Linked DNA regions of Homo sapiens: regions 2 and 3 are each linked to region 1. A link is a loop called in an ENCODE intact Hi-C map of the cell type or tissue named here. Cell type or tissue: A673. All regions are shown on one strand. Links, peaks and the distances in the headings refer to the core of each region. The heading gives the core; the rest is flanking DNA.

Region 1 (8,011 bases), core at 1,017-6,016:
AGACTTTCTGTTTCTCTTACATCAAAGCGTATATATATATACACACACATATACACACACACACAGAAAACAGAGGGTTAACCTGGTAGAGTTGTGTGTAAGTTGAGCCATGGCTTCTGGCCACAACATGCACATGATCTGTGTGTTTCATCATGTAACTGCTAAGGCACATGAGGGTTTTGGGGGATAAAGGTATTAGGTACATAGGAGACATCATTATTTCTATTAGAGCAATTAGTCTCATGGAGAAATATATACCCTTAGGGCAAAATATACATTGAGTTTTGTAAAAGGAATGAATAACATACACTTGGATATCACTACATAAAAGCTGCACTTTTTTTCCTCTATAGGAACATTTTTTGTGTCAATAAAAATGATGAAGGCAAAGCTAGGCAGCCTGGACGTGTCACCAGAACTCAAGGCATAATTTGGGATTTCACAACTCTATCACCCAGCTGTCCAAAAAAAATCCCAAACATATATTTTAAAGCCCTCCTGAAGACATGCTTCTCATTATACAGCTAAGCCTCAATTAACCAGATAACTCAGGAAAGTATTTGAAGGAGGACATGGTGTCTCGTGAACATTTTCTAATGTCTTTGAACAAAACAGAATATAAGAAAAGGAAGTGTGTGCATGATGTACTGTCCCTTATGATTTTTTGACATGAAAAACACTTTAGAAATCAACTCAGGTCATTTCCATGCCTTCCCCAGAATATAGTATAAGAGGGGTAGTTCAGAAAGGTGAATCCAAATGGATGCTTCTTTGATAACCACAACTTTCTGGTAAATATAATACTTAGGTAGAGCAGAATGGGGATCATTATATATTACTGTGACAACAGTGAAAATCAAGATAGAGAGTCTGAATAGCTGGTTCTTGGGTGAAGAACAGTATTTTGAGAAGGAAGATGAAAAGGGGAGAGGGAATTGTTTTTGTCAAAGATTAAAGAGAAGACATTTTTTCTCCCTTACCTTACTCCACTCCCACCACTCCAGGCATCTAGGGAAACCCAAATGAATGCTGGGATTAATAGCAGAGGGATATAAACATTGTAAATTAAATTCACTGCTATTTTTGCTACAACAAATATTGCCAACAAGTTTGCATATATATGTGTGTCACAATACATTTAATCAATTCATTTATAAGAAAAATTTGTCAACTTATCTCTGAAGATAACCCACAGTATGAGATTTTCAGAAACATGTCAAGCTCAAAGGACTGAATTTAGACCCCTTATTTGCTTCTTAAGTCTGCTAAAGATATGTGTTCAGCCTATGGGCTGCATTGTAGGTCCATAGGCCCTTTCTTCCCTGTCCTCCCTGGAAGTCAGTACTGACTTGGGGAAACACAAAGTCTTTATTTTGATGCATATTATCACTTGTGTCTGAGAACCTGGCATTAAGAAACGGTAATGAAAATTACTGCAAACTGTACCAGCCAACTAGAGAAAGTTATGGACACTAGGAGAGTTTGCTTTTTATAGTACTTTATCCAATACTTCTCTCTTCCCTTAGCTTCATCCCTATTCCTTTCTCTGAGATTCTTTCTCTCTTTCTTTTTCTTTCTTTCTTTCTTTTTCTTTCTCTCTTTCTTTTTCTTTCTCTCTCTTTCTTCTCTCTCTCTCACCCCCCTCACACACACACACTCTGCACCCATACACTCCCTAGAAGAAAGCAGCATTTTACATAAGATTTTGGTTTTTAAAATGTTGTTTTCTCATTAAAATTCCATGAAATACTTGAAAGCACACCAGGAAACTAAGCATAACATTACCAAGAAGAGTTCCAGCGAGGTCCTAAAGAGTTAGCTTTCTTCATCTAGATTCCTAAACCCATCATAAATGCATATATGCCTGGATCAATCTTGGAGCTTATATTTTAAACAATCCGTGAAAAAGTATATCCAGACTTTTACATGTTTTGGAGAAATCACCATGCAGCTAACACAAAGTCAACCTTTGCCATCTGTACTTGCTCACAAATCCCCAAAAGCAGGTAGATTGGCCTTAGCTACACAGCATTAAGGAAACACGAGCTTCAGCCAATCCAAAGTGGAGTTTGGAGCGATGAGAAGCCACTCAAAGTTATCAGTGTTCTGTGGCTGTTCTCTGATCCATGGTTTAAGTCCACTCATACAGTTGGACCAGAAATGATGATTTTGACAAACTCCAGTTTATCTCCTGGAGCTTTCTTGGAACATCAGTTTGGGTTATTTTCTGTAGTATAGTTGTACGTGCCAATCTCAGGGCAGCTGCCTTTCTTTAAGCTCATGACTGAGGGTGGCAAGAGGTAGTGATTAGTCATCTAACCTCTCAATAGCTGTAAATACTAATTGAATATTTTGAACAACTCTTCAGGTCACATGACAACATGTGGCCATTTGCTTCTTAGACTTCTATTGCATAGCTCGGGGAGCAAATATTCTTTAATAATTGTTAAATATATCTTACAAATCTTCCAAAGAGGAAAAAGTCTCCATCCAAAATTAAACACAGGTTATGTGCTAAAAATGGGCAGTTGGAACTAAAACATAGCTGTTATTATCTTTTCTACAATAACATTTACACACTATTAACTTTTCTGCAATAACGGAACATTAAAGAATAAAATGTAAATTTTACTGCTTTATTTGCAGGGATGAAGGTCAGAGTGTCAAATTGCAGATTTTGGATCCTCAATAATGGGCCGCTGTATTTAACCTCTTCAACTTCTTTTCTCCACTTATAAGAAGGAACAAAATAAAATGTTTTGTGGAAGTTTATATTGAAATGAGGTCAGGTAAACTAATGACTGCTTGGTATTTTATGACAAGTTTTATAACCTTGGAGTTGCCATAACTTTCAAACGATCATCAATAAAGTTTTATTGCAAAAGGGTCGCCATGTGTCTGAATGCTTTTGCACATAGTAAAGCTATGCTGCCCCATTGTCGTAGCTCACCAGCCCCTTTTCACCCCAGCCATAAAGTCCTCTTCTTTTTTATTGGAGGTTGAAAAGTCCTCGGGTCTGCTCTCCTCCATCAAGTTGGCAATGTGGGAACAACACAGAAATTAAACTACATGATTAAATGATCGTACACAACCAAATCTTCAAGAATATGTAATAAGACTGCTTTTTAATAATTATAAATTTGGATTTTAAATGGGTTCCATTTAATAAAATAAATGACAGTGGGCGGCGGGTGGGAAAGGAGGAAGTCAGATGAGAGTTTCCTCCAGAAACTTGTGTTTGAATGTTAGATAAGACCTATCAGTCTACCCGATATACCCAGAGGGCTGCCATTAAATAATTAGGTGCTTAGGGACCGATAATGGTCTCAAGACAAAACAACGAATTGCTAAAGACTCTTTGAGCTGACCCGAGGATCTTAAAGATTTAAGAGGCCTCGCATTGCGTCCTAACTTGAATTTTCCCACGGAGGGAAGGGTTGGGCTACAGCTCATGCTTGCCCGATTGCTGCCTAACACATTCCCTAAACGCTCCCTAAAGCCAAACCAAGAACTTCAAGTGTCCACTTCACGGCATCAGCTGTCAGGTTCAGGTTCGGGTCCGCCTACTCCTTGTCCACTGCCGAATGCTATGTGGAAATGAAGCCGAGAATAATGTCCTGCGATTTAGATGAAGAGAACAGTAAGAAAGGTAGTATGAAACGAAGCTTCTACTGACGCGCCCTTCAGACAGGTATTCCGCAGGCGAGGGTTGTGACCCAGGGAGAGAGTGCGGGAGTGCTAGCAGAGCGGCGGGAGCGGAAGGAGAGGCTGGACGAAAGTTGGAAAATCATCCCATCTCGGGACTTGAGTGCGAGAGCCCGCCCCGGAGTCGGCAAGTCTCCAGGGTTAGAAGGCCCTAGCTCCAAAGTTTTTTGTCCCGGCTCAGGCAGGTCCCCCACCTCTAACCTTCCCCGATTTGCCTGGTTGCTCTCGGGGAAGGGACTGGTAAATACCGCCCTCTCCCGGATTTCCTGAAACTCTCACCAGCGCGCTGAACCCGCTCCTTCCCACGTTCGGCGCCCCGCACTCTGCGTCTGCGCCCACTGCGCGTCACCTTCCCTCCGGCCGAGACCACTAGAGCCCTAGATCCGGGATCTGCGGAGGGAACAGGACCTGAGCCCCTGCTGGACCCTGCAACTTGGCTGCGGAGAGCGCGCAGCCACAAGCGCCGTTCCTCACTTGAGGGCTTCGCGAGAGCTGGCTCAGCCCCGCGGGTCCCCGCCAGTCCTCGCCAGCCCTCGCCAGCCCCGGTCGGCCCCACGCTAAGTCCGCAGCAGGCGGGAAACCCCGCAGGCCTTCCCGGACTCACGAACTGCCTACTCCCACCCCTAAAGAGCTCAGACCTGAAGGTGCTCTTATGGTGCGTGGCCGCAACCCCGGAGTGGAATGGGTGGGGGGCCTCCATGGCGAAGGAGACGCCGTGGGCGAATCGGCTCCCAGCTCGCCCCTCATGTCCTACAGGTCACTAGCCGAGTCCCTACCCCGGGCGCTCCCATGAGGCACCAAGAGCAGCCACGGCCCAGGGAAGGGCCTGGGTCTTCACTGCTGGAGCGGGCCCCAGTCGAGGGCGCGCAGGTGTCGGGGTCCCCAGCAACCTCCGTATGCGCGGAAAGCCGTAAACGGGGTTCTGAGGCCGGCGCCAGGCACAAGGATCACCCCGCGCCACGGGCCACGGCTCAGAGCGCCCACGAAGCCCGGCTGCCAGGTCCAGGCCGCGGCCGGGCGGGACCCACTCGCTCCCCACGGTGCTGGCGCGGCGGGAGTCGGGCTGGTTAAGGCGGGAGGCCGGCACTGCCACGGGCTGTGGCGCCCCCTCCCGAAGACACCTCGCCGGAAGTGCGGCTCCCGCCTGGCAGGCGCTGAGACTCCTCGGCTGTAGCGCGAAGGCCCCGGTCCGCGCAACTTCCCATAATAACGCCGCGAAATGCCTCCAGAAATGCCTGTGTGGTATGGTGTCTGAGCCAATGGTCGGCATTCGTCTTCCCCAAGTGCGGAAAAGAGGATCCCAGCTCCCCGGGATGAGCTACGTACCCACACACGCACGCCGGCCCCTGTGCCCCCGTCAGGGGAAGCGCAGAAAGGCGGGGACTCCCCGGGACGCAACTGCCTAGTATCACCTACCAAGAGAAGTTACTTTTTTTCCGGGATCACAGAACCCCCCCTTCACGTCCCCAAGTCTCCAGCAAGAAGTGGGAGAGGACGTGTGTGGCTCCCCAGAAGCAGGCTCCAAGTTGTCCCGGGGGCAAGCCCTCTGGAAGGAACCTTGCTCTGCTGACCCAACTTGAGCAGGGCCACCCTGGCTGCGGTCATCTCCACTCCGGCCTCAGGGACGAACCCAGCCGCTCTCTACACCACCACTGGAAAGGGGAGACCCTTTCCTCTTGTATATGCCAAAGAGGTTAGACGTTCTTTTTTCAGAGTAACATTTAAAAAAGAAATTAGATCAGACAGAGGGAACAAAACTTCTCAGAAATATAGAAAGCACAGTTTTCTGAGTTAGGTTTCTGATGGTAATAACAGTCAAGACTGTTGAGGGGAACCTCGTTCAGGAGTTCTTTTCTATGGCTTCATCTTTGACTCAGTTTGAGAACTTGGGCTTCTCTGTCATTGAGCACTGAATAGAAAAATAGCAGAGTGCTAGCTAATTTCTGCCTCTGCACTCCTGTAAGCTGCTATAAGCCCATCTTATTAAGATCAGCTAAGGCTGTGAAGGGAGAATCTCAGTGTGGAACGCAGGAGATGGATCCTCCTGTCCAGTTAGCTCTGCAGAACAACTCTGGGTTTCTTCTTGCTGTAATTATGCAGCCACTTTAATGCTGAACTGAGGAGGCATAGCTGCCCTTTTAAAGCTTTGCCCAAGGAGCCATAAGTACCCATTTTCGTTAGTCTAGAATAGCACGCTCATATATTTAACACATATTTATTGAGAATTTGGTATGTGTCAGGCACTGTGTGAGGTGCTGGGGTACAATGACAAAGGAGAAAGACATGCCCTCACAGACAAGATGAAACATCTGGCTGACAGGATACTCCTCTTAGCTCAGGTTCTCTGTAGGGCTGGCTGTTTCTTGCTGGCAAAGGCAGATTTTCTTTTCCATGCTTGAGGACACGGAAATACAAATCCTCTTTAGAAGTCTAGGAGAAGGAGGCCACAAGGGAAGTGGATTTTCCAGCCGAGCTGAAACCTAGCTTCCAGATTCCTGAACCCAGGTGGCTGAGGACCCTTCTCTTGTTTGGATGTTTCACCTGATGTGGTATGGTCTTCCTTCCTTCTTGTAGCTTCCTTCCTTCCTTGTAGCTTCAGGAGGACAATAGTATCATCAAAAGGCAAAAATACCCAGCCAGAAAAAGAGATGTCCATAAATAGTGGCAGGCAGCTGGTACTTCACAATCATACCCTGTTGTAACACAGCAAACCCTGCACGTGCTGCTACCCAGTCAGTAGGGCAGGGCCACCTGTCTGTCCATCTCTCTGCTTCCTTCTTTCCTAAAGACAATTCCCCATTCACACTGTGTACCCTTTGATGTCCTGCTGAAGATGTTCAACAGGCCCACTCAAACAAGGATTGGCAGGAGACCCTCTCTGGACCCTTCAACACAGAATTTGGAAAACCCCAAAGGCCAGCCAAAAGGAAAGGTCCTGGATAACAGGCATCAACTTTCATATGGGGTGGGGGGCCGGAGGAGAGGAGTGGGAAGTGCGGTAGAGCCTGGGGAGGGGGTTGTGGTGGATTTGGCTCCAGGCTTTATCCCTTTAACCTTTCCCTGTCACTCTTTTCAGAGGGCTTGCTTCCTGCCCTTAAATGAAAGCCACAAATCACAGCTCTTGCCAGGCCAATAAACATAATTTTCTTTTTTGATAAGGCTGCTAGAATGAGGGGATGCTTATATCTTACTTTTGCACATGTTGCAGTTTTGCAAAGCATGTTTACATATATTATTTCATTTATTAATCTTGATAAACTTTCACTGTCTGCATATGGGGAATTGGAGACACAGAGAAATAAAGTGACTTTTATCTAAAGTGGAAGGTAGCAGAGTTGGGAGAGCTACAGACTTGTGTTTCAATAAGGCATTTGATAAACTATTTTATGGTAACCTTGGGACCGATGTGGCCTGGGTGACATAATGGTTGAGTGGCCCATTCATTCATTCTTTGAAATAAACAGCTTTTCTTTTAAGCATAGCCTATGTGTCAGGAACTGAGCTTAATAGTGGAGATACAAAGGTAGATAAGCTATTGTGCTTAACGAGCTCACAGATAAGTGAGAGAAGAGACACGTAAAAATATAATCACAGTAAGGCAATAATATAATGTAATGGAGTTAGATACAAAATGCTATGGAATACAAGAGAGCACCAAAGGGTGGTCTTAGGCTGATGAGAGCTTGTTGGAATGCTCTCATATGTAGAAAACATGACATTAGAAAGGATAAGAAATTTGAAGGCTGGGTATGGTGGCTCACATCTGTAATCCCAGAACTTTGGGAGGCCAAGGCAGGAGGATTACTTGACCCCAGGAGTTTGAGACCAGCCTGGCCAACATAGAGAGACTCTTTCTCTACAGATTTTTTTTTTTTTTTTAATTAGCCAGGCATGATGGTGCATACTTGTGGTCCCAGCTACTCGGAAGGCTGAGGTAGGAGGATTGGGCCCAGGAGGTCGAGGCTGTGGTGAGCCATGATGGTGCCACTGCACTCCAGCCTGGGCAACAGAGTAAGACCGTGTCTCAAAAAAAAAAAAAAAAAAAAAAAAAAAAAGAAAAGAAAAAGAAAAAAGAAATTAGAAAAAGGACGCAATCATACAAAAACAGCTTAATAGGCAGAATAATTGACTATAAATAACACTAATCAATATATGAGTAAATATAGAATTCTACACTCAGATACAAAATAATTGAACCAGTGTATGAAGATACCGTCAGGGATGGCAGTTTAGGTAATCTCAGGGCCTACAGTTGATTGTAAACTCAGCATGAGCCTAGAATGTTAATGTTCTTAGTTTGTGCAAA
Region 2 (8,011 bases), core at 960-5,959, 500 kb before region 1:
TTTCTTTGGCTCTAAACAGGATTAGTGATATCTGTGTGGGTTGGGGTGCAATTATTAGTGGAGTCTGTGGTGATGTTCTGCTTGGGGACTAAGATGCCAGGTGGGCCAGTTTCCAGGCACCAGTGATGACAGTGGTGGGTTGAGTATCCCTATCTTTGTGCCCCAGGGTGACGTATGCTGCCACCTGTACTTGTGGTTACTAGAGGTCTGATTTTTGGGCCTCTAGGTGGCTTGCTCAGATGTTGATAATGGCAGCAGTAAACTGGGTCATAGAGTGTGTTTTCAATCACCTGGCAGCCAGTATAGCATGGATGATGGCAGAAGCTGTAGTGGGATGATTCTCTGGGTCCTGAGTGGTGTGTGTTCATGTTGACAGTAGATGTGATGTGCTGGGTGGGGAAGTCTCCAGTCCTGCAGGTGGGGCTTGCAGATAGGTCAGCTGAGGAGATAGCAGTCGAGACCCTGGGCTATGTGCTCTGTTAAGGTGGGAGAAGTGAAGGAGCGAAGCTAGGCTCGTGGGGCTTGTGGTGAGAGCAGGCACCAGCTGTGGTGGCCAGGATGATCCTTAGGCCTCAGGCTAAGTGCTTGTGTTAGAGACAGTAGCAGCCATGCTGAGGCCCCACCACTGGAGAGGGAGCTGCTGTCTTTGTGGCAACAGCCTGGGCCAGTGGGTAGGGAATGCACGTTTCTTTCTAGCCCCAGTCCTGGGGGTTCACCCCCTACCCTGGCAGTGGTAGCTGATGCTTAGCTTGTTCCCCCACCCCAGCTGTAGGAGCACCCACCCAACTCGCAACCAAGTCCCACCAGCAACTCATTCTGCTCACTTACATGCCAGTCTCTGTCCTGACAGCACCCGCTTCCTGGCACTGGCTGCTGCAGCTCATGTCTTGCTTGCTTCTTATCCCTGGCTGTGGGAATGCTCCCATCTTACTCCTCATTCCAGCAGTGATAACTTGAGCTTTTGTAATGTCTCAGTCTTGGTGCTGCTGGCCTGAAGGACAGTGTGCAGTTTATGAGAGGCTAGCTTTGAAAATGGCACCTTCCTGTAGCTTCTTAGGTCTTATAAATGGTGTGGGAGCTCCCTCCCTGGAGCAGCCCTGTCCCTTCGTCTCCCATCAACTTCCTGTGTTAGTTTCAGGGCTTGGGATGGTCAAGGGGCTCTCCTGTGGCTAGGATTGCATGATCTGATGGTGGGGATGTGGGCTGCTGGAAGTCTGTCACTCACCCTTTCCTCATGTTAGGAAGTCACTCCCAGCTCTTAGCCAGTCCTGACCAGGGATGCTGCCTCTTTTCCTCCTTCCCCACTTTTGGTGTTTCCTGTCTCTTCTGTGTTGAGCATCAGCATTCTGTCTTGGATAACGTATTTGAAGTGTGACTGTCTATATACTATTCCAGTTCTTCTAAGTAGAGCCAGAAAATCCTACTCAACCATCTTGAACCTTTCTCCCCTATTTGATTAGTCTTCTATTGTCTCCACTTTCCCTTTCCTCAAAAATTGATATTCTACATGTTTGTAAGTTTTTTGCTTTACACAGTCTTTTAAAAATTTATTTTAAATTCATTTTATTTAGTTTTTTTCTTCTTGTGTTTTACACATTCTAACTCCCCAAACAAACCCATCCACTCTTTGGCTTCAGTGTTGTCTGTTTGCAGGTGACTTCCAGAACTGTGTTTCTGACTTCTCTGCGCTCTGCAGGCTCACATTTTTAAGGTATATAGCAGAAATAAAATGAAATTAACTGGGCATGGTGGCAGGCGCCTGTAGTCCCAGCTAGTCAGGAGGCTGAAGCAGGAGAATTGCTTGAACCCGGAGCAGAGGTTGCAGTGAGCTGAGATTGTGCCACTGCACTTCAGTCTGGGTGAGAGAGCGAGACTCTGTCAAAAAAAAAAAAAAATTGAAATAAAATGAAATTGAGAGTCAGTGGACGCTAATGGTTTTCAAAGATGTTTCAGAGATATATTTTGAAACTAATATCAGACCTTCAAACAAATTATCATTTTCTCATTTCTATTTTGAGTTCAGTCTTTTCATTCATTCTTTTTGTCATCTTTAGAAGTCACAATGAACTTCCTGGGATATTTGTTTGGGTTGGGTAGATCCTTCCTAACTATCATAGTCAATAAGTATGATAAGATTTTAAAAAGTAAGATAAATCTTATCTTTTGAGTGCTAACATTTACTGAATGCTTACTATGTGCAAAGCATCTTACTTTGCTTAAATAATCTCTATTATTATTATTATTTTTGAGATGGGGTTTCTCTCTGTCGCCCACACTGGAGTGCAGTGAAGTGACCTCGGCTCACTGCAAACCCCTTCTCCTGGGTTCAAGCGTCTCTCTTGCCTCAGCCTCCAAAGTAGCTGGGATTACAGGCACATGCCACCCTGCCCAGCTAATATTTGTATTTTTAGTAGAGACAGGGTTTCACTATGTTGGCCAGGCTCGTCTTGAACTCCTGACCTCAAGTGATCTGCCCGCCTTGGCCTCCCAAAGTGCTGGATTCCAGGCATGAGCCAATTTGTAATTTCTTGAAGATGAGGAAAGTGAAGCTCAGAGAAATTAAATATCTTGTTCAAGGCTGATGACAGACACAGACTCAAACTCTGCTCTTTGCTTTCAAAGCTTGAGCTCTCATCCATTACTCCACCCTGCCTCTTAGTGTGCAGAATGAGAAATCAGGTAAGCAGCCCCTTCAAGTATTGCCCCCATAAGTCTTCTTTTTCTCTCTGGTTATGTTAAATACCACAGCTTTTTCTTGAACTTGAGTGTTAATGAACAAACAGGGTCTGCCCTTGTACAAAAGTCCATTTCTTGTTTTTGCAGATTTTTAAATGCCAGCCATAGCTTAAGTATGAAATTCTCCATATTAACCAGCAGTGCCTCTGTTGGCATTAATGCGGCATCTTTTTTTCTGCCAGATGCTACAGGCAATTGGTCAGGAAGTGGGCCAAGCCTCCACCCTCACGTATTGTTAACTGAATTCGCACACAACTAATAAGATACTGGTGTGACTCAGTAGAGTGAGAGCAACCCAAGAGTGGACAGGAGGGGCCTGTCTGAAAAAGGAGGGAATCTTAAGTCGCATGTAATTTAATGTCTGTAAAAACTAGAATAGACTACTGTAGGGAGAACGTATAGCCTCCTCTTTGGAGAAAGAAGAATGAAATTCAATAGAACTCGATAGAATTGGATGACACCTAAAATAGAATCATGGCCCAAAGTAATTTTGCAGAATGAAGAGAAAGAGAGAGAGAGAGAGAGAACCTACCAATGTGCTAATATTTCTTGAAAAGTTACCAATATTTATCGACCATCAAGTATGCCAAATCAGAATAATACAATTGTGAAAAACATTAGTTTTTGTTCTGATTGCTTGAGGCTTCTATTGCTGTTATTATCACTATCATTTTGGGGCATGATTGTAGAGGCAGGTTAAAGCACTTTGGAGTAAATTGCAAGATCCTCTCCAGAGATCTGAGAATGAGCAGCATTATTTTGGAGCGTCCGCCTAGGACAGCACATTTGATTGGCTAGTTTATCACAGTGGACATTTATATCTGAAACTAAGATTACTATTCTGTACTTGTGCAGACCTATAGATGGCGCTGTCTTCCTATAATTTTGGTGATTTGCTTTTTATTTTCTTTTTAAAAGGAAAAGCTTTCTGCAGATATAGTTAGATCTAGAAGTGTGTTAACTTCTGATTACATTCCACTATTGCAAAGCATCTTTGCCTTGCATAGATCATAGAGAATTCTACACTTGAAAAATACAGACTGTACTTTGGGAATTAATTTTTCTTTTAATTGTGATTCATACCTGTGTATGTATGGAAAAATGGGTTTATGTATATGAGTAAGAAAGAGGGATGGAAGAAACTGTTTTTATTTGTATAATATTTATTTTCTTTATGTTGGTTCTTGCCGTAAAATTTGAATTAGAGTCCTGGATAAAATAGAAATCATTGATAAGCTTAGGATAAATGTCATAATTTCTTGTAGATCTTAGAGATTACCTGAAACTCCTAGATTCCATAATTTTGTTTTTCAAAGTTATTAGGGCTAGGGTATGTATTATAGTCATAATAAATTATAAACATCTCTAAACAGGAGCTACAGTGCCAAACACGTAGGTTTTATTTATGTATCTGGGACTCAAATGCCATTTCTTGTTTTAATTCAGTGGCCTTTAACATAAGAAATTGGGTATATGTATGAATAATAATTTTTCTTGAATGTAAGTTCTAAACAGGATTTTTTTCCTTCAACCCTACTCCTTCTGTAAGGAAAAAGTTTTAAGTATGATACATATTATGTTGTGGATTTGGTTTATGAATGGGAAATGCCAGAAGTGCTTGCTTCTGTAATCAAACTTTAACCACAAGATGGCAGTATAACTTTCCCATGTCTTTAAAAAATTTTTAAATAATTACTAAATTAAATTATTTTTTCTCTCTTAATGAGAAATGTATACAGCTAAGGGATTTCAAGATAGTTCTAAGGAGGATGAATATTGAAGGTACTGTACTAAATATAAGAAATATTAAAGACTATTTAGTGATTATTTATTTATTTTTTGAGTCTTGCTCTGTGAGTCAGCCTGAGTCTGTGCCCAGGCTGGAGTTCAGTAGTGCTGTCTCAGCTCACTGCAACCTCTGCCTCCCGGTTTAAGCGATTCTGCTGCCTCAGCTTCCTGAGTAGCTGGGACTACAGGCGCCCACCACCATGCCCAGCTAATTTTTGTATTTTTAGTAGAGATGGGGTTTCAGCTTCCCAAAGTGCTGGGATTGCAGGTGTGAGCCACCGTGGCCGGCCCTAGCGGATTTTTTTTTTGATGGAGCAGTTTTTAGTTGCCCTAAGAAAACATTTAATTTATATTCTGTAAAGTTGAAATAGGAATATGATATGAAAATGGTAAGCAACTTTGTTTTACAGAGCAATATAGTTTCATTAGGTTTGCCTCATAAAGCATCAAGAAAGTGACAGTAGATTTTCTGTTTCTTTCATGTGTTCATGGACATCTGCATTGGTGTATACCTTGTATTTTGAGCTCATAGCTGGAGATTAGAAGTTCAACAAGAAGCAAGGAAGGGAAGAAAAAGAGAAAAGTAGAGGCACTGGCATCTAAGTTAAAAAAAAACAGTGGTGATAATGATGTCTATGTGATTCTTGTTGGCTTCATATCTTCCATAGTCAAAAAATGGATCATCTAGGCAGGCACAGATAGCTCACGCCTGTAATTCCAGCATTTAGGGAGGCCAAAGTGGGGAGAATTGCTTGAGCCCTGGAGGTTGAGGCTATTGTGAGCCATCATTTGTTCATTCAATTTGGATATTTAAATAGCCGTCATCCAGCATTATATATACTGATAATGTTTTCATTGGTATGCTTACATAATATGTAGTATTCCATTTCACTCTGCAAAGAGGCTTTTCACAAGCATCTATTTTACTTTTCCTTGATTTTTTGTTATTAGTTTAAAAGAGTGCATTGGATCTATTTCTTGTTTTTTAAGTCTTATGAAGAGTGAGCCCCTCTAAGGAAGAGACCAAGTCATGTTTATTTTGTATCTCCAGGCCTACCACAGTGCTTTGAATATAGTAGCTGCTCAATAAATGTATATTTATTCAATGCATTTGCCACAAAGCAATTCAATTTCATTGAGACCTGTTTTGCTTATATATCCCCATGTAACCATATAGAAATATGGCAGAAGTAAAGAAAATACCTTCTGATTTAGACGTCAAATACTTTGACCTCTTTCATAGCATCTTATTTTACTGATGGTGGAGGGAATGTTTCTTGTAGGAATCATAGTTTCTCAGAGCAACAATGAAGACAAAACATCTGTGTTTTGACCTATGGTGTATCTAAATGAAGATGATCTCATGCTAAATAGTATGATTTGCTTTCTATAATAGAAATCTGACATACAATCAATATAAAATATACAATGTGTAGCTACACACAAAAATATTTTTTACCTTATAAACTCAAGGACATCTTTTACTTTGCATTATTTATATAAGTTAGAAATATATGACAGTATATATAAAATCACATTTGCGGGCAAGTTGAATGAAAAAAGACTCACAGTTACCATATGTAGGAAAAACATATAAGCAAAATACATAAGGAAAATAAGGGCTGGGGGTGGTGGCTCATGCCTGTAATCCCAGCACTTTGGGAGGCCCAGGTAGACCGATCACTTGAGGTCAGGAGTTCGAGACCAGCCTGACCAACATGGAGAAACCCCGTCTCTACTAAAAATACAAAAATCAGCCAGGTGTGGTGGTGAGTGCCTGCAATCCCTGCTACTCGGGAGGCTGAGGCAGGAGAATTGTACCCGGGAGGCGGAGGTTGCAGTGAACTGAGATCACATCACTGCACTCCAGCCTGGGCTACAGAGTTGAGACTCTGTCTCAAAAAAAAAAAAAAGAAAAGAAAAAAAAGAAAAAGGAAATATAGTTACCATGTGTGAGAAAAAGTGTGGTCTCATGTAATGCCCTAAACATATATGTCATGTTTCAAAAATCTGTAGTTTTAGGTGAGTTTGAGGTCAGAATGCATTTCCCCCTAGAACAATGTTATGCAATTCATGGGCAAGCCACAAAAATTTTCTTCCTTTTTTTTAAAAAAAAAAAAAAACCTGAAATAAGTGTGAAATACCAGTAATGGCAGCTCTAAGCCCTAGGGCATTTAGGATTCCTAAGCCCAAATATAGGGTCCTCTGTCCTTCTGAGGCTAGCTTCCCTGGAGGTTTTAAGAGCTCTAACTGGTGGAGAATGGGATAGAGATACTCAGATGTGGAGATAGTGTGGTGGCTTCTCGTTGACAATGAGATAGGAAGGTGCCAGCAGCCAAGAAGGAAAGGGTGACAGACAAGACCAGGAGGGCCATTTGAATAGGGCCTCATATTTCACAGAGGGCTTTATAAATTTGAATTTTTGACATTTCTTTCAAATATGGGCAGATATAAAGTCATTGCCTTTGTCATTGCAATTGTGTCTGTTAAAAGAATTACTATGTGAAATGTAAGTCCTTAAAGTAAATTTTAATAACGCTGTTAACTGGCATTTCTTTATTTTTTATAATAGTATTTTGAGAGTTCCCAATTAGTAGAAGAGTCTTGGGTCTCTTTCAACTTCCAAGAGGCCCTAGTCCTAAGAGACAAGGGTGAAGGAGTTCTAGAGGGTCTCACTCCAGTGGTTCCTAGTACGTCCTTGTGCAATGAATAAATGGATGGTTGGTGAACAGTCCGACAGCAGAGAAGAACCAAAGGGCAAGTGCAAACCAGAGTTGGGAATTAGGAGGCATTAAGGTTGGAGAAAATGGGAGCTGTAGTGATCATTAGTATGTACAAGTTGTTAGCAAATTAACTATTTCTAGATTGGAAAATACCTGCATTTTTTATGTTTTGTGCGGCGTATATGAATCTATGTATTCTTACATTTGAATAAACATGAGACATGTCACACTTTTCATATATATTTTATCAGCATTGCATAGCTGAGAAAATAGCTACATATTAAATTAAAATAAAATACCCTAGTTTTTAAATTTTATTGATCTGTAAGTAACATTGACATGTTTAGTTAAATGTAAGAATGAATGCATAATACTAATTGTTGAATAAATGATGTAAAATAATGACATCATTTATTATATATTAAAACATGCTCTTCTTATCTTTATCAGTAGACTATTAGCTTCATGAAGGTAAAACTCTTGGTCTGGGCTGAGTGTGGTGGCTCAGGCCTGTAATCCCAGCACTTTGGGAGGCCAAGTCAGGCGGATCTCTTGAGGTCAGGAGTTAGAGACCAGGCTGGGTAACATGGTGAAAGTCTGTTTCTACTAAAAATACAGAAGTTAGCTGGGGGTGATGCCACGTTCCTGTAGCCTTAGCTACTTAGGGGGGTTGATGTGGGAGGATTGCTTGAGCCCAGGAGATCAAGGCTGCATGGAGCCATGTTTGTACCACTGTATATACTGTCACACACACACAAAAGAAA
Region 3 (8,011 bases), core at 1,848-6,847, 110 kb before region 1:
TTCTCCTTGCCTACCTAAGACAGAGCAATAAAAAAATTACTATCTCTCTACTCCAGAGATTTTCTTCATGAGGCCTGCCTTCCTTCCTTCCTTCCTTCCTTCCTTCCTTCCTTCCTTCCTTCCTTCCTTCCTTCCTTCTGCCTAGCTGCCTAAATCAACATGGCAATAATGTCACAAGTTATTATTTAGTTGTGCCTTGTGAAATGCAATTTGGATTGGCCTTGCCGTGGTCTGTGATGATGCAGAACAAAGTAGCATCTTGAAGGCTGTATCACAAGGGAGGCAGTTCCTGCTGCCCCTGAAACTGTAGTGTCCACATACATCTCCTGGGCACATCCCAGGAGCGAAGTCCTCAGCGACTGCCAGTGAACAGCCAGCTTCTTCCCTCACTTAACCAGAGAGAAAGCATGCATGGGAAAGATGTACACTGATTCATTTATGAAGATGACATAAGGAAAAATGTGCCCAAGGATGGACTTAGCAATTTCTTTCTATTTTTTTTTTAGATGGAGTCTTGCTCTGTCACCAGGCTGGAGTGCAGTGACGTGATCTCGGCTCACTGCAATCTCCGCCTCCTGGGTTCAAACGATTCTCCTGCCTCAGCCTCCTGAGTCGCTGGGATTACAGGCATGCGCCACCACACCCAGCTAATTTTTGTATTTTTAATAGAGACGGGGTTTCACCATGTTGGCCAGGATGATCTCAATCTCCTGACCTCGTGATCTGGCCTCCCAACATGCTGGGATTACAGGCGTGAGCTATAACTGCTTGAGTCACTATCCACTGGAGATGAGAGCTTTACCGTGTGAGGAGGAAACAGGTGATCCTTTTCTACTGGTATTGACTCAATTATTCTGTGATCCTGGCCTTTCCCCTTTGGGGACTTGGTTTTCTCCTCTGTAAGACATAAATGAGATCATCTCGGCCAAGGAGAGCTCACTTGTAACCAAGGGTTGTCTCAGAACCACAAAACATTTAGAGCTTGTCTGCTGGATAGTTTGTAAAATCAGGAATTTGAAGAAAAGAATAAGCATTTCTATGTCAGCACAACAAAATGTCCCTCATAAGAACGACAAAACGGAGATGATATGTACAGAAAAAAAGGTCTCCTGTTTTTTTCAGAAGGAAACTAGATACACATTTCAAGATTGCTTTTCCTAGATTTAGATGGCAACCTTACTTTCACACAAAAGACGCTGAGAGCAGAAAGGGTGCCCACTCAAATGAGCATATTCAGAAGGAAAAGAAAACATTTCTGAAGGAGATGTGAAGGCAGGCCTGCTGGGGCAGGTTTGCACTCAAAGGGCTCTTTGCAGGGTTTTAAAAAAAAATCCTACAAGAGTTGTGCATTAGGGGCTGGCAGGTCACTGATGAAATGCTGAGCCTGAGTTCTCTCCCAGTGTGGGCAATACCTGGGACTCAGGGTTTCATCTCAGAGCTCAGAATGAACATGAGCTGAATAACGAAAATGCCCATGTGTCTCTGGGTTGTTGCTCAAACCCCTCTGCAGCCTCCTTTGACATGGATAATGCACGTTCCAGAAGCAAAGCTAAATCATCCCTTGCCGAAATGCATCCTTTCTCAATGTAACTCACACTTGATTGTTCTCCTGGACGCCTCTGCTCTGGGCTGCTCTCTTCAGGAGTTTTTGCTTGAAGTTTTATCAGAACCAAAGAATTCGGTTCCCTCAGGATGCATCCAGTTCCCACACAAGAGGCTTTCAGGTCCCTATCAGTCTTTGGGGTATCTAAGATCATTTCTCTTCTCAACTGAAAATGCAAAGGGGAATCATTGCTGCTTCCTCCCATTGGGGTTAACTAAAACCAAGTTGATGAATTTTATGGTACAAACCTAAAACCTCCTTTTTTTTTTTTTTTTTGACCTGGCTGACCCAATATAGAAAAGAAAGCTCATCTTTCTGCTTGAGCAGTTTTGCCTTCAACACAGAATCCTTTCCAGTATCTCCAAACATGCCCGGAGTCCTGACTAATTGGCTGCGTTGTTGGAGACATCTGAATTATAAACATAAGAAACACTACGCCCCTCTCCTGGGTCATGCCCTGGGCCCAGAGGGAGTCTTCTGTGGCCAAACACTCAGGTTCATCTTGACTAGACCTGCCTGCCTGGAAGTGGTTCACACACAAAGCTAACTGCTCCCATAATCAGCCACTTGAAGCCCTAGCAGTAACATGAAAACTCATGCAGGAGATCATGTAGAGCCCCAGTTCACTTCTTCTGGAAAACACTGAAAAAAAGGAATTGGGAACTAAGCTGAGATTAGTCACCAAGGCTGACCTCCCTTCATGCAGGCTCTGTTGGTGAGGTCTGAGCCACCAGGGTAAGAGTTCACCATTGGCTGAGTGGCTGCGGTGTGCTTTCAGCTTTCTGGGGCCCCTGAGCCAGTCTGCATTCATTGCTGCATATTCACTTTTCTGCTACTTAAAGGAAAACGCAAAGGCTCCCCTTGAAGAATTAATCTCCATCCTCTTGCGGTAGGCACCCAGCCCTCACCTCTGGAGGAGGGTGTGCCTTATGCTATGCATGGTGACAAATGCTTGTTCTGGTCATTTTAGCACTGGTGTGACTCAGAGTGCTCAATAAGCTGGTTTGAAGGAGAGGAAACTTTGGGCTGCAAAACATTTTGCTTTTGTTCACAAGGAAGAAATTCTAGCAAGTGCTAGTGGTGACTTTGGCATCAAAAGGTAAACAGAATGAACACCAGTCCATTTCTGGAGGTTATGCCTTTACATTTTCAATATAAGCAGAATGTAGAAACCACCTGCATGTCCATAAGTATTGAGACTAGTTTTAAAAAATTGTAGCACCTTCATACAATGAAATACAAGACAGCTATGAAAAGGAATGAGATAGATCTTTAAGGGCCAGTAAGAAAGATATCAATTAAGTACAAAAGGCAAGTAATGGACTAATCTGTTTAGTATGATTCCTCTTATGTTGATAAATCGATCTATGTGTTCATATATTTGATATATAGATTTTTTTTAATTTCCAGAAGAAAATGAGTGGTCAAAGTGTGGTTCACAATAAGCACAGAAATTGAGAGTGTTTAGAAATGTTAAAGCAATTTGATATTACCATAGCATCCAAGTGTGTGAGCTGTTGAACTTTGTATTGTTTCTAGTGAGTTTGTACTTTATATGTATTTGGGTACTTTTTTGTAATTATTTCAGTAATTATTATTATTTTTATTTGAGACAGGATCTCACTCTGTCACCCAGGCTGGAGAGCAGTGGTGCAATATTGGCTCCCTGCAATCTCTGCCTCCCAGGCTCAAACAATTCTCCCACCTCAGCCTCTGGAGTAACTGGGACTACAGGCACATGCCACCACACCTGGGTCATTTTTTTTTTTTTTTTTTGTAAAGATGGGGTTTTGCCATATTGCCCAGGCTGGTCTTGAACCCTTGGGCTCAAGTGATCTGCCCACCTCAGCCTTCCAAAGTGCCAGGATTACAGGCATGAGCCACCACGCCCAACTCAGTAATTTTAATGTATTTTACAAAAGTATTGGTCTATGAGAATTGGAATCAAGAAAGTATTATTTCTACAGCAGAGAATGTTTGGGAAATAGTGTTCTCAGAATGTGAGCAAAAAGTCCCATTTACACTTTTATTTCACACTTTCCATCCTTATGTATTGTTTGAATATTTATCTTGAATATGTATTGCTTTTATGATGAAACATTTGGAAATGTTTAAATTTGGTTCTAAGGAACTGTACCAGGTTAATGGTTTTATTTGACTCATTTGTCCTAACACCTCAATCATAGCATCTCTTGAGCCTTCCTCATGCTCAGAAATTGCCCAAGCTTCAAAAAGAAGCATTTCTTTGGGAGGAAGGCCCAAGGGTGCCAAGGGAAATGGGTAGGCAGTGACCAATCAAGAAAGACCGCCCGAATTTTTCAAAAAAGTGTTTTCCGCATCCTTGAGCACAGCTGGAGTGAGACCCTCTCCCACAGATGAGAACACTTGACTCAAATCTCATTAAAATCTCCTCACTGGATTACAGATCCAAAACCTCTGGGGAGCCTCGTGAACCACGTCATGCTTCTCGCTTTGCATCTTCAATTATGCATCTTTGATTTAGCTGACAGATGTGAAGCCGCGTACATAGCCAGGCAATCCCCTGGTGGCCACACATGTGCAGAAGGAGGCGGCCGAACATCGTCTTCCAGCTCCAACTGGCACCAGCTTCCAATCGCTCAGAACTTTTCTTCTTCATCCACCTTCCCTCAGCTGCCCCCGCTTCCCTTCTCCACCCAGGCCCTGGCAGGGATCACATGGACACACCCACTTTTACTTAAGCCCCCTTTCCTTTTGGAGGGACTCCCAAGGCAAATGAGAATGGTGTGCCAGTCTGAGGGAACCACCTCTTTTATTATGGGATGGCACCACCCCAGCATTCTATCAAGCTTTTCAGTGTAGAAATCAAGCCAAATTCTGGCTCTATCCTAAGCCATAGCTGCCAGGACCATATAGAGAAACATGTGGCTGGATGGTTGGAAGCACTTGGCTCAGCCATGCAGAAAATCCACTTTATGTGCTGAGTCCCAGCCTCTCATTTGCCATCCTGGTACAGATGCCAGGCCTGTTACATGGACCCACTTGGCCTCCAGAGGGAGGGGTGGAGCTCTGAGGCCTTCACCAGGAACATGCTGTGGAGCTGGTGGCCAGTAAGAAAGATATCAATTAAGTACAAAAGGCAAGTAATGGACTAATCTGTTTTTGATTCCTCTTATGTTGATAAAAACGATCTATGTGTTCATATATTTGATATATATAGATTTTTTTTAATTTCCAGAAGAAAATGAGTGGTCAAAGTGTGGTTCACAATAAGCACAGAAATTGAGAGTGTTTAGAAATGTTAAAGCAATTTGATATTACCATAGCATCCAAGTGTGTGAGCTGTTGAACTTTGTCGCCATAGCACAGATGCATTGCCATGCCCCATGGGAGTTTGGGTCACATAGAGATCAATGACCGCCACCACAGGGCACTGACAGGGATGAAGGAAAAAAATCACCTTGCCTGTGAGTGTGTATATGTGTGTGCACACATGAGTGCTTGTGTGCATACATGTATGGTTCATGGAAATGTTATATGTGCAAAATGCCCACTTTCTGAATACAGTGGTGGTTTTACATGGTGAGTGATAACTGAATTCTTCCCTGATATCACACTGTTGCTTCTTCAGTGAATAGGGAACCTCCATCCCTATAGCTGGATAAAAACTGGAGTCAGACTTTTCTAAAATGTTGTTGGATACCAGATTTGTCCTCATTCATTATTATTTAATATAAATGGGAGTGTGGTTTTAGACTATGGTTTTTCAAGGGTCCAAACTAAGTGGAATTCTTTGTTTCATTTTCTTTTCCTCTTTATTTTAGAATTGTAGATTGTTTGTGTGATTTTAATTTTAAATTTTTATTTTCCTCTACTATTTTCTGAGCATTTACAGTTTTCATCATAATTCAGACTTTAAAGATGATTATTAACTGTGTATTGAGTTTTCTAAATTCAATTTTTCTCATCCCTTAGCTCTCCTGAAAACAATTATTCTTCCTTTGCCACCGATTTTGCTACTGGCAGTGAAAATGCATTACTATGAAAATTACTGAATTCTGTAGGAAGACAAAGTACAAGTAGATAAATTAATAACATATTTCCTATTAAATTTAACTTTTCCTTGTATTATACTTTTATCTCTTTTTTTTTCTCTTTTGGGCACTGTCTTTTGTATGTTCGTGCCATCAATTTATATCATTCTGGAAATTCTTTCAAGTGCCCACAGTGTGTATGCTGTGTGATATGGCACAGGGGACAGACCACAGGCTTCAGGATCAGAGAGATCTGGGCTTCCGTCCCATATCAATTACTTCTTAACTATGTAGATAAGCTACTTAGGTTCCAAGAATCTTTGTTTCCACATCTGTAAATAAAGATGAAATCAAATTGTGTGTTAAGCAACTCTCATCGAATCTTATTTCCCTTCCCTTTTCCCCTTTAATGTACTTGGAAGATATTTATCCTCACCCACCCACCTTATTTTTTCTATCATATATAGCCTTAAGGAAGTAGAAGAGTGGTAGGTTTGCAGTCTGAAGGCTATAAGCTGCTATAGAACTAGAAGAACTGATATCCCAGTTTAAAGGCTGAGCTCAGGCTGGAGAAGTTTCTCTTTCTCCAGGAAAGGTCAGCCTTTTGTTCTACTCAGGCCTTCAACTGATTGGATGAGACCCACCCACATTATGAAGGGCTATCTGCTTTATTCCATCTCCTGACTTAAATGTTACTCTCACCCAAAAACATCCTCACAGAAACACTCAGAATAACGTTTGACCAAATATCTGGGCACCCTGTAGCCTAGTCAAGTTGATACATAAAATTAGCCTGGTGAATAGAATCAGGTAAAAGTTTCCAAAAAATGGATCTGGGATCAAAGCAGGATCACTTTGATCTCTCTTTGATCTGCTCGCTTTTTCTCTCTCTTTCTCTCTCTCTCTCTCTCTCTCTCTCTCTCTCTCTCTCTCTGTCCCCAGTGAGAGAGCCATCTCAAGATTGTATGGAAACCCTGAATGTTCTGAGATCCTGCCATCTAGAGGTGCCTCATCAGAAGCCAGGTAACAACTTGGTGGATACACTATAGAGAGAAATCAAGCTTCAGAGGAGAGGACTAAAGAGCTGTGACGGGCCCTTTCTAGTTCAGAAGTGCTATGGTTCTGAAATTCTATAAATATTGGCTTTGCTTCTGGTGGATTTTGTCAAATGATTTAGTTTTAAATCATCAATGTCTTTACAGTATGCAACTACTAAGCATTAACTTCCCTTTAGGGAGAGGAATGAATCTAGAGAACATGAAATATTTTTTCAATTAAATTTTAGAACATCCCAAGAAACTGCCTTTGAAATCATGGCTTCTCTATGCCCTTTACATGAAAAGGAAAGCTAAAGCTTATAAAGTGATGGCTGAGATTCTTAAGATGTAGTGATATGTTCCCCAAACTCTCCATTTTTAAATTTTCTCTCTCCTTTTGATAGATTATACCTCTTCTAAACACAAGGCTTCCTAGCTCAGCCAGTATCTTCTCAGTGGGTCCTTTCCTGGAAACCTAATTGGAATTAGTAGCTTCCTTCCATTCCGAGAGCAACCAGTTACTCTCCTGTTTTATTGTTTTTATATCTTTTCACTTTCTGTTATTTTTTATTATGTCATAATACACATAACATAAAATTTGCCATTTTAGCTATTTTAAGTATACACTTCAGTGGCATTCAATAATTCACACTGTTGTGCAACCATCACCGTCATTCACCTCCAGAACTTTTCATCTTCCCAAACTGAAACTCTGAACCCATTAAACCTCTCTCCCCTGGCCACTGGCAACCACCATTCTACTTTCTGTCTCAGTGAGTTTGACTATTCTAGGTACCTCATAGAAATGGCATCATACATTTATTAGTTCGTTCTCACATTGCTAAAGACATACCCAAGACTGGGTTATATATTGACTTATAGTCAGTATGTCTGGGAGGCCTCAGGAAACTTACAATCGTGGTAGAAAGGGAAGCAAACACGTCCTTCTTCACATGGTGGCAGGAAGGAGAAGTGCAAGCAAAGGCGGGGAAAGCCCCTTATAAAACCATCAGATCTCTTGAGAACTCCCTCACTATCACAAGAACAGCATGAGGGTAACTGCTCCCATGATTCAGTTACTTCCCACCAGGCCCCTCCCACAACATGTGGGGATTATGGGAGCTACAATTCAAGATGAGATTTGGGTGGGGACACAGCCAAACCATGTCAATACAGTACTTGTCTTTTTGTGTCTGGCTTATTCCATGTAGCATGGTGTACTCATGTTATAGCATGTGTCAGAACCTCTTTTAAGGCTGTATAATATCCCCATTGTTTATATATGCCACATTTTCTTTATTCAGACATCAATGGATATTTGGGTTGTTTTCACCTTTTGGCTATTGTGAATAATGCTG

Evidence for each region. Hi-C counts contacts between places; a loop is a spot of excess contacts. Peaks named below come from ENCODE experiments on the same cell type or tissue, not always from the same donor. Only the 100,000 strongest peaks of a DNase experiment are listed, where the experiment ranks them.
Region 2: it touches region 1 in a loop (6-fold over the local background); 35 of 110 quality-filtered maps call a loop at or near these places.
Region 3: it touches region 1 in a loop (2.8-fold over the local background); 8 of 110 quality-filtered maps call a loop at or near these places.

The regions. Positions count from the first base shown.
Region 1 is chr14:36,644,073-36,652,083 of GRCh38, reverse strand. No RefSeq gene overlaps it. Among named protein-coding and RNA genes, the nearest start is that of PAX9, 14 kb to the left of the region's middle. RefSeq lists an enhancer at 3,903-4,732. In A673, for the core only: CTCF peaks have their summits at 3,994 (motif pointing left) and 4,844 (motif pointing left); DNase peaks (open chromatin) are centred at 3,963 and 4,833; H3K4me3 peaks cover 1,867 bases; H3K27ac peaks cover 1,482 bases.
Region 2 is chr14:37,146,271-37,154,281 of GRCh38, reverse strand. The region is part of intron 1 of SLC25A21 (solute carrier family 25 member 21); the gene reads left to right. Among named protein-coding and RNA genes, the nearest start is that of SLC25A21-AS1, 22 kb to the left of the region's middle. In A673, for the core only: CTCF peaks have their summits at 3,598 (motif pointing right) and 4,366 (motif pointing right); DNase peaks (open chromatin) are centred at 3,601 and 4,381.
Region 3 is chr14:36,752,459-36,760,469 of GRCh38, reverse strand. All of the region lies in intron 3 of SLC25A21 (solute carrier family 25 member 21), which reads left to right. Among named protein-coding and RNA genes, the nearest start is that of PAX9, 95 kb to the right of the region's middle. In A673, for the core only: CTCF peaks have their summits at 4,118 and 4,624 (motif pointing right); DNase peaks (open chromatin) are centred at 4,049 and 4,549; H3K27ac peaks cover 1,432 bases.